Linked DNA regions of Homo sapiens: region 1 is linked to region 2. A link is an interaction called in ENCODE POLR2A ChIA-PET data of the cell type or tissue named here. Cell type or tissue: Caco-2. All regions are shown on one strand. Each heading gives the region's core, and the rest is flanking DNA. Links, peaks and the distances in the headings are about the cores only. Region 1 overlaps RERE (arginine-glutamic acid dipeptide repeats). Region 2 has its middle 8.7 kb from the start of MIR6728.

Region 1 (5,375 bases), core at 258-5,257, 420 kb after region 2:
GGCAGAGGCTGCCAAGCCTCCATCACTCTTGCACTCTGTACACCTGCAGACTTAACACCACCTGGAAGCTGCCACAGCCTATGGCTTGTACCCTCTGAAGCAGCAGCCTGAGCTGTATCAGAGGCCCTTTGAGCCAAGGATGTAGTCACAGGGGCATGTGGGAAGCAGTGTCCCAAAGCTGCAGAGGGCAGCAAAACCCCATGCCTGGCCCTGAAAACTATTCTTTCCTCTTAGGTTTCTCATCCTATGATGGGAGGGGCTGCTGGGAAGGTCTTTGAAATTCCTTTAAGGCCTTTCCCTCATTGTCTTGGATATCAGCGCTTGGCTCCCTTTTAGTTACACAAATATCTCTAGCAAGTGATTGCTTTACAGCCTGCCTGAATTTCTCTCCTGAGAAAGCTTTTCTTTCTTTTTTTTTTTTTTTTTTTTCTTTTTTTGAGACTGAGTCTCACCTGTCACTCAGGCTAGAGTGCAGAGGTGCTCACTGCAACCTCTGCCTCTTGGGTTCAGGTGATCCTCCTGCCTCAGCCTCCCAGGTAGCTGGGATTACAGGTGTGTGCCATCATGCCGGGCTAATTTTTTGTATCTTTAGTAGAGATGGGGTTTCACCATGTTGGCCAGGCTGGTCTTGAACTCCTGACCTCATGATCCACCCGCCGCGGCCTCTCAAAGTGCTGGGATTACAGGCGTGAGCCACCACGCCCAACCAAAAGCTTTTCTTTCTTTGCCACATTGCCAGGGTGCAAATGTTCCAAACTTCTTTGCTCTGCTTCCCTTTTAAGTATAAATTCCAACTTCAAGTCATTTCTTTGTCCCCACATTTGAGTTAAGCTAGTAGAAGCAGCCAGGTCACATCTTGAATACTTTGCTGCTTAGAGATTTCTTCCACCAGATACCCTAGGTCATCACTCTCAAATTCAAACTTCAACAGATACCTAGGGCAGAAACACAACACAGCCATCTTTTTTGCTAGGACATCACAAGGGTGACTTTTGCTCCAGTGCCCAATAATGTCCTCATTTCCATCTGAGACCTTCTCAGCCTGGTCTTCACTGTCCGTATCACTGTCAGTATTTTGGTCACAACCATTTAACCAGTCTTTTAAGAAGTTCCAAACTTTCCCTCATCTTCCTGTCTTCTTCTGAGCCCTGCAAACTCTTCTAACATCTGTCCATTACCCCGTTGCAAAGCTGCTTCCATATTTTCAGGTGTCTTTATAGCAGTACCCTACTCCTGGCACCAATTTTCCGAATTAGGCCATTCTTGCATTGCTATAAAGAAACACCAGAGATTGGGTGATTTATAAAGAAAAGAGGTTTAATTGGCCCACAATTCTGCAGGCTGTACAAGCACGGTGCTGGCGTCTGTGTGGCTTCTGGGGAGGCCTCAGGGAGCTTTTACTTATGGTAGAAAACGAAGTAGGAGCAGGCACATCACATGATGAAAGGAGGAGCAAGAACTATCATCTATTTTTAAAATAAGCTTTTTTTTTTTTTTTTTTTAAGATGGAGTCTTGCTCTGTCACTTGGGCTGGACTGCAGTGGCGGCACCATCTTGGTCCACTGTGCAACGTCTGCTTCCCAGGTTCCAGCAATTCTGCTTCAGCCTCCTGAGTAGCTGGGATTACAGGCGTGCGCCACTATGCCTGGCTAATTTTTGTATGTTTAGTAGAGACAGGATTTCGCCATGGTGGCCAGGCTGGTCTTGAACTCCTGACCTCAGGTAATCTGCCCACCTAAGCCTCCCAAAGTGATGGGATTACAGGTGTGAGCCACCATGCCCGACAAGTTCATTTTTTAAAAGCAGTCCAATGTTGCATCTTATCCTTTTCCCCCTTTAATTTTTATTTCCATTCTACTTCCCCAGGGACTTTATACTAAGATGATACATTTTATGTTTGAAAGTCCAGTGTCCGATTGACCTTTAGTACTTCCCTGCAACAAAAAGTGTGTGTATTGAAATCGGGCATATGGTTATTTCCTTTAATAATAAAGCTCTTAAGTATAGAAGAAATGTTTTTTCAAATTATAATTATTAGAGCACAGTTGATGAAAACAACGAAATAATGTAAATGTTGATATAATTTTCATTTTTGCTTAACATTTATTGGAAATAAATTGTATGGTTTTTTTAAACACGTAAGTGCCCAGAAACCTTGTTTATGTGAGTAAGTAGATGGGAATGATAGTTTTGTTACAGTGTCACTCAGTTATTTGAATTCTTTCCATAATAATGCCAAAAGTATAATTTGTCGTCAGATATGACTTTCCGCAATCTATCAGATGACACTTCCACTAGGACCTCCTTGTGTTTTGTTGAAAGCAGAGAATCAGAAAATGTCTGACTTGTGGAGTCTTTCTCATCCTGACCTCAGAGCTAGGCACTGTGTCAGCACCAGTGTCAATGTTTTAAATTGTCCCCTTGTTCAGTGCCCCTGGGGCAGTGCTGCCTGGTAGCCTTCCAGATGGGAGCGGGGGAGAGGAGGCTGCCTTTGTGAAGTGAGAGGGGGGCAGTGGTGGGGATAGAAGAAGAGAGGCTGCATCCCCTCACAGGAGCGTGTGCCTTCTCAGGCTGATGGATTGTTGGAAAGAGAACATAGGAAAAAAATGTCTTTTGTGTCCATACATCCCATTTTGCGGACTATGGTCTTACACATCTTATATGCCAGGCCCACTTCTGGGCACTGGGAGAGTCAAGGAAACCCACGCCCCCATAGGAGCTGGGCTAGTGGTGTGACGAGGGCTAGCTTAGGAGCTTGGGGCAGGAAACCGGGCTGCATATTGCACTGGAAATTGAATGATGAAAAACTTGCTGTCCTTGCCCTCCAAGGGTTTATCATCTGAGGTCACATAATAAAGCAAAACAGCCCCCCCACCCCCCCGAAAAACAAAAAACCTGCATGAGCTAAAGAAAACCCTCTGCTAGCTCTTGTTATTTAGTGTGTTCATAGAGCAGTTATATTACTCTGGCATACTTTCTATTTTTTTTTTTTGAGATGGAGTCTCCCTCTGTCACCGAGGCTGGAGTGCAGTGGCATGGTCTTGGTTCACTGCAACTTCCGCCTCCTGGGTTCAAGCGATTCTCCTGCCTCAGCCTCCCCAAGTAGGTGGGACTACAGGCATGTACCACCATGCCCAGCTAATTTTTTTTTTTTTTTGTATTTTTAGTAGAGACGAGGTTTCACCATGTTGGCCAGGCTAGTCTCAAACTCGACGTTAGGTGATCCGCCAGCCTCGGCCTCCCAAAGTGCTGGGATTACAGACAGGAGCCACCGTGCCCAGCCTTTTTTTTTTTTTTTTTAGGTGGAGTCTCGCTCTGTCGCCAGGCTGGAGTTCAGTGGCATGATCTCGGCTTACTGCGACCTCTGACTCCCTGGTTCAAGTGATTCTCCTGCCTCAGCCTCCTGAGTAGCTGGGATTACAGGCATGCGCCACCACGCCCAGCTAATTGTTTGTATTTTTAGTAGAGACAGGGTTTCACCATATTGGCCAGGATGGTCTCGATCTCCTAACCTCATGTCCGCCTGCCTCGGCCTCCCAAAGTGCTAGGATTACAGGCATGAGCCGTGCCTGGCCATAAACCATTTTTAGAAGGAGTCAGGCTTTACCAGACTGCCAAAGGGTCCATGGCACAGAAGAGATAAAGAACTGTGCACTCAGTGCTGGCCCCTTCCACATACTACAAATAGTTTCCAGAGTCCAAGATGACAGTTTCAATACAGTGGTTTCATGGAAGGATGCTGCATAGAGTTGGTGTTGGGCACAATGTTACTGGCTTGGTACATGCACCATAGATATTTTGTTTTTGTTTGTTTGAGAGGGAGTTTCACTCTTGTTGCCCAGGCTGGAGTGTAATGGCGCGATCTCAGCTCACTGCAACCTCTGCCTCCCGGGTTGAAGCAATTCTCCTGCCTCAGCCTCCCCAGTAGCTGGGATTACAGGCGTTTGCCACCATGCCCAGCTAATTTTTTGTATTTTTAGTGTAGACGGGGTTTCACTGTGTTGGCCAGGCTGGTCTCAAACTTTTGACCTCAGGTGATCCACCCACCTCGGCCTCCCAAAGTGCTGGGATTACAGGCGTGAGCCACTGTGCCCAGCTCACACCATAGGTATTTTAAATGTTGCATTAGACTCTCAGACCTGTTATTGTCCTGCATTATCCTAAGGATGCTACTATTTCCTGTAATCCCATTTACAGTCAAGTATCAGGGAATCCACCTGGAACCGCCAGGGGGTGTGGTTCCCAAGGGTCATTGACCTTTCTTGCTCCTCCTTTCCATCTGAGGGAGAAAACTTTCATTGCCTCCAGATTGTGTTTCAAAACAATGGAGAATGTTCTTGGTTTTATTACTAAGTAGTCTTGACCTCTAGCTTCGTAGTTATTGATTGGTTTGTTTCTTTAACATCTTGACATTCATTATTTTCTTCCTGGTGTTTTCTTAGGCAGTTGATTCCTCCACACACCAGCTCTCCTGACTTGAAGCTACGGAGATGCATTTAGATCAGGTTTCTTGCATGCTGCTGGCTTTATCTCATTTACAGTATCGCATTTCTGTTGCCATACACTGTAGGATCTGGGCCTCCCCACAGCTTTAGAACAATTAGTAATTGAGCAGGAAGTGTGTTTTTATTACAGTGGCCTTTTGATTTTGATTTTACAATCATGTAGTGTTTAGCAGAGAGCAGAGGTGGGCAAGTGGCTCTCTCAAACACATTTTTGACAGAGAGAAGTCTGTTGTTTCAGCCACTTGGCTATCTGTCAGCGGTTCTCAGACTTCCCCCTTGTGTGGGTTGCCTGGCAACCTGGGGCTGGAGCAATCAAACCGTGGCCAGCGCTTCTCCAGCCCAGACTGGGAGACGATTTACTGGTGGAACTGTAAGTACAGTAAACCCAAGCCTCAGAAATGGACCTTTTTTCTTTTTTAAACCAAGAGTTTATAGAAACCATATCAAGGCAAAAAGAGAGAGAGAGGGAGAATATCAATTAGAGAGTTTTGTTGTAAACATTTTAAATAATAAAATTAGGGCCTGTAATGAGCTTATCATCTATCCAGATATGTATAAGTTAATATTTTTACTTAGTTGGATTATTACCTTTTTTTTTCTTTAACTGTTTTACTGGAACATTCAACATTTTAAAAGTTAGTACTTTTAAACGCTACATTTGAGTACTTGTGATGCTGTCTTTCCACGAAAACCTCAGGCGCAGAGAGTGTTCATGGCTAGCCGGAAGTAAACTGTGAGGCCTTGCTAGAATCAGGCCTTTGAATCAGAGCCCAGCTCTCCTGATGCCTGTGTTCCTGGTTTACTGTAGTGAGCACAAAATGCTGATTGCTCTTTTCCCTATTTTTCAAAATTAGCTGAAAAATCCAGAGA
Region 2 (5,375 bases), core at 94-5,093:
AAGGATTAAATGGGAGCTCTGGGCAGGAAGGCAGAAGGGCATCAAGAAGACCTCAGGACCCGATTTAAATGAATGAATTCCACTCCTCGGTTTCTCAAGCTTCAGGTTTCATGTGTCCGGTAGCTGCCATTTGTAGCTGCTGCCCACTGCATTGGATTAAGCAGATGGAAAACTTGAATGTTGCAGCAAGTACTGTTCTAGGGTAATGCTGAACACGGGGTGTGAAGAATACGTTTATTAAAAAGTGAGAGATGAAGCGAGTTGTAGTGGCTCATGCCTATAATCCCAGCACTTTGGGAGGCCAGGGCAGGCGGATCATCTGAGGTCAGAAGTTCAAGACCAGCCTGGCCAATATGGCAAAACCCCGCCTGTACTAAAAATACAAAAATGAGGCCGGGTGCGGTGGCTCATGCCTCTAATCCCAGCACTTTGGGAGGCTGAGGCTGGTGGATTACAAGGTCAGGAGTTTGAGACCAGCCTGGCCAATATGTTGAAACCCCATCTCTACTAAAAATACAAAAATTAGCCAGGCGTGGTGGCAGGCACCTGTAGTCCCAGCTACTCAGGAGGCTGAGGCAGGAGAATCACTTGAACCCAGGAGGCGGAGGTTGCAGTGAGCCAAGATTGCGCCACTGCACTCCAGCCTGGGTGACAGCGCAAGACTCCATCTCGAAAAAAAATAAAAAATTAGCTGGGCTTGGTGGCATGCGCCTGTAACCCCAGCTGCTCAGGAGGCTGAGGCATGAGAATCGTTTGAACCCAGGACGTGGAGGTTGCAGTGAGCCAAGATCACACCACTGCACTTCACCCTGGGCAAGAGTGAGACTCCGTCTCAAAAAAAATAAAGAGATGAGAAACTGTGGTTGCCATCTGCACCTTAAGAGGTCCCATATTCTATTACTTGATTTTTCTCCCTAAAAGAAGTATCTTGAGTTGCGCGTTCCAATGCACAGTCAGGGAGCTGGGGAGCCCTCTTGTGGACATTCTTGTTCATTGTTAATGTCAGGATTTAACCTGAGAAGCAGAACCAATAAGGAGAGGTAAAGTTAGCCAAGCATGTCGGCGTAGCTATGGTCCCAGCTACTCAGCAGGCTGAGGCCAGAGGATTGCTTGAGCCCCAGAGGTCAAGGCTGCCATAAGCCAAAATCGCACCACTGCACTCCAGTCTGGGTGACACAGTGAGAGCCTTTCTCAAAAGTAATAACTGGCCTCTGATTGTGGGGCCTGGATAAGCACGTCTGAAATTCACAGGGCTGCCAGTGGGAAGGGACAATGGCCAGCAGCAGGCTGGAACTCCAGGGGCTTGGGTGAAGCTGTCATTTCACAGGTGAAATTTCTGTCTTGAAACCTCGGTTTTTAAGACCACCTCACTAGCTGGGTGCAGTGGCTTGCACCTGTAATCTCAGCACTTTAGGAAGCTGAGGTGGGTGGATCACCTGAGGTCAGGAGTTTGTGACCAGCCTGGCCCAGATGGCGAAACCCAGTCTCTACTAAAAATACCAAAAAATTAGCCGGGAGTGGTGGCGTGTGCCTGTGGTCATAGCTACTCAGGAGGCTGAGACAGGAGAATTGCTTGAACCCAGGAGGTGAAGGTTGCAGTGAGCTGAGATCACGCCACTGCACTCCAGCCTGGGTGATGGAGGAAGACTCTCAAAAAACAAAAAAACACCTCGCTTATGGAGTTGGGCAGATCTAGAGTAATTAGGATAATTCCTTAACGTCTACTTATTAGTAGCTTTAATTACCGCTGCAAAATAGCTTCACAGTAATACCTAGATTAGTATTTGATTGAATAACTGGGGAATCGTCAAGTTGATATATCAAAGCCATCATGGTTCCCCCCTTGTCAGCTCTACACCCATATGCATTTCCTTAAACTATACTTAATCTCCAGATAATGACAGTAACAAAGTCATTCTCCTGCCTAACTTAATGCAATCATCCCACATAAAACCCCAGATACTAACCCTTTCCAGGTTCTCATGACCAGTGTCTGAGAACTGATCCTGGAGGGAAGTAAATCATGGAACTTGGGTCTGACAGTTACTGGCATGTTCTACATCTTGTTTGTCTCAACTCGAAGGCAGCAAGTTAGCATGAGTATTTTTCAGTTTGGTTTAATGTCAACATTTCCTGACTGTGAGGTGAACCTCATTTATCACTCTTGAGGTTAGATGGCAAACACAGGTAGATAGGATCCCTTCCAGTCCACACCACCCTGAAAGGAAGCTGCTGGGCTGGGGTTGGAGCCATTTCCATTGCAGGCTGGACTGAGCGGTTTACCACATTGACCCTGGAGACACAGAGGCCCCAAATAAGGAAAGCCAACTGTGACTAAACTTCCTGACCCAGCAGAAACAAAGCACATTCCTGACATTGACTGGCAGATGTGAGCCCAGCAGAAGTGCAGACCTCTGGGTCCTTTCCTGGGGAGCCTGTCTGAAGCAGGACAGGCAACATGAATAAGTTTCGAGAAAGCCATCCTCAGTGAAACATTTAAGATAGGTCTGGGGTTAGCCTGGGCTGAAAAAAAACTATATATATGGTTTGGTTTGGTTTTTTCTGAGACAGCATCTCACTCTGTCATCCAGGCTGGAGTGCAGTGGCATGATCTTGGCTCACTGCAACCTCCACCTCCTGGATTCAAGTGATTCCCGTGCCTCAGCCTCCAGAGTAGCTGGGATTACTGGCATGTACCACCGCTCCCAGCTAATTTTTGTAATTTTAGTAGAGACAGGGTTTCACCATGTTGGCCAGGCTGGTCTTGAACTCCCGACCTCAGGTGACCTGCCCTCCTTGGTCTCCCAAAGTGCTGGGATTACATGCGTGAGCCACTGCACCCAGCTGAAAAAAAAAAATAGTAAAAAATTAGCTGGGCATGGTGACATGGTCCCTGTAGTCCCAGCTACTCAGGAGGCTGCGGTGGAGAGATCACTTGAGCCCAGGAGTTGTGAGCTGTGATCACTGCAGCCTGAGCAGCAAACCGAGACTCTGTCTTCAAAAAAAAAGGTAAGTTGAAAGTTTAAAGCAATGATTCCGAAACTTGGCCACATTAGAATCACCTGGGAGGCTTCTGAAGCTTCTATATCAGGACTCACCCCAGGTCAATTAATTCAGAACCTCAGGGTGGAACCCAAAGCTTCAGTATTTTTTAAAGCTGACTCCAGTGTGCAGCCAGACTTGAGAACCGCTGGTGTAACAAGTAAATGGATTTCATAGGTGGTGATAACCAGGCAGGGCTGGAACGCCAAGCTTTCAAGGACACAGTGGGAGGCAGCCAGGCTTTCCCTGAAAAGCACAAAGTCCTGGTAATTTTCATTTTAGTGAATGCAGCCGAGGCAGGAAGGTGGCCTCTGAATGCCACCAACACAGTCCACGGGGCTGTGCTAGGAGCCTGCTTCTTAGCAATGTGTTCCATACTAGGGCCTGTAGATGCAGCCACACTAGCTGTCCCCTAAGCAGCAGGTTCCCAGCACCTGCTCCCCGATAGCAGCCGCAGTGCAGGCAGCAGTGTCGGAGAACACAGAGCCAGGCTGTGTGACTCTGGATTCTGGCTTTTCCCCCAACAACTGTGTGTCAGTTCCTCCATCCATAAAAGGGGGCTAATAACACAATAGTACAACCACTCAAGGGTGAGCACACATAGTACTATAAACGATCACACCAACTCGGGCTCCCACGCGGAATAAAATGATTCAGCTGGACAATCAGGTGCCGATACACTTAGGTAAGAAGAGGTGCAGGACATAGGGAAAGGGGAGGAAGGTGTTTAGGCCTGTAATCCCAGCACTTTGGGAGGCTGAGGTGGGTGGATCACTTGAGGCCAGGAATTCCAGACCAGCCTGGCCAACATGGCGAAACCCCGTCTTTACTAAAAATATAAAAATTAGATGGGCGTGGTGGTGTGCACCTGTAATCCCAGCTACTTAGGAGGCTGAGGCACGAGAATTACTCGAACCTGGGAAGTGGAGGTTGCAGTGAGCCGAGATTGTGCCACTGCACTCCAGCCCGGGCGATACAGTGAGACCCTTACTCAAAAAAAAAAATGTAAATTGATTCTAGGTCCCAACACTTCTCCTTGGGCTTCTGTGAGTTTCCCATTCCCAATTCCCTTTTCTATTTAGCTAACTTTATTGAGGTATCATTGACATTCAATAACAGATGTCCATTTGGAGCGTATGGTGTGTGTATTAGTCTGTTTTCATACTGCTATAAAGAACTGCCCAAGACTGGGTAACTTATAAAGGAAAGAAGTTTAATTGACTCACAGTTGAGCATGGCTGGGGAGGCCTCAGGAAACTTATAATCATGACAGAAGGCAAAGGGCACAGGCACCTTCTTCACATGGCGGCAGGAAGGAGAAGTGCCAAGCAAAGAGGGAAGAGCCTCTTATAAAACTGTCAGATCTCGCTGGGCGCGGTGGCTCACGCCTGTAATTCCAGCACTTTGGGAGGCCAAGGCGGGCAGATCACCTGAGATCAGGAATTCAAGACCAGCCTGACCAACATGGTGAAACCCCATCTCTACTAAAAATACAAAAAGTTAGCCAGGCGTGGTGGCACAGGCGCCTCTAATCCCAGCTACTCGGGTGGCTGAGGCAGGAGAATTGCTTTAACCAGGGAGGCGGAGGTTGCTGTGAGCCGAGATCGTGCCATTGCACTCCAGCCTGGGTGACACAGCAAGACTCCATCTCAAAAACAATAATAACAAATAAAAATAAAATTAAAACCGTCAGATCTCATGAGAACTCACTCTCACAAGAACAGCATGGGGGAAACCGGCTCCATGATTCAATTACCTCTATCTGGTCTCTCCCTTGACGTGTGGGGATTATGGGAATTATGGGGATTACAATTCAAGATGAGATTTGGGTGTGGACACAAAGCCTAACCGTATCAGTGTGACATATTTTAACAAATACACCTGGGTAACGGGAATATTTCCAGCACTTCCAAAAGTTCCTTGGGTCCCTTGCCACTCAATCCCCGCCCCATCCCTTCCCCAGGCAGCCTACTCTGTGTGTGTGTTTTATTTTAATTAATTGCCAATATCTAAAAAAACTGACTTCATGTAAAATCGTCAATTTCTGGGGTTTTTTTTTTTTTTTACTGTGTCAGCCAGACTGAGTGCATTGGTGTGATCAGGACTCACTGCATCTTCCGCCTCCTGGGCTCAAGCGATCCTCCCACCTCAGTCTTTTGAGTAGCTGTGACTACAGGCACATGCCACCATGCCTGGCTTATTTTATTTTATTTTGTTTTATTTTTTTGAGACAAGAGTCTTGCTCATGTCACCCAGGCTGGAGTGCAATGGCACGATCTTGACTCACTGCAACCTCCACCTCCCAGGTTGAAGTGATTCTCCTGCCTCAGCCT

What was found. ChIA-PET counts read pairs that join two places held together with the same protein. Peaks named below come from ENCODE experiments on the same cell type or tissue, not always from the same donor. Only the 100,000 strongest peaks of a DNase experiment are listed, where the experiment ranks them.
Region 1: POLR2A ChIA-PET joins it to region 2 with 11 read pairs; 3 of 35 experiments call an interaction of 5 or more read pairs at or near these places.

What each region holds. Positions count from the first base shown.
Region 1 is chr1:8,438,514-8,443,888 of GRCh38, reverse strand. The region is part of intron 11 of RERE (arginine-glutamic acid dipeptide repeats); the gene reads left to right. Among named protein-coding and RNA genes, the nearest start is that of RERE-AS1, 17 kb to the right of the region's middle. In Caco-2, for the core only: a CTCF peak has its summit at 4,194; no DNase peak of the experiment used is centred there.
Region 2 is chr1:8,855,193-8,860,567 of GRCh38, reverse strand. No RefSeq gene overlaps it. Among named protein-coding and RNA genes, the nearest start is that of MIR6728, 8.7 kb to the left of the region's middle. In Caco-2, for the core only: a CTCF peak has its summit at 951 (motif pointing left); DNase peaks (open chromatin) are centred at 967 and 2,267.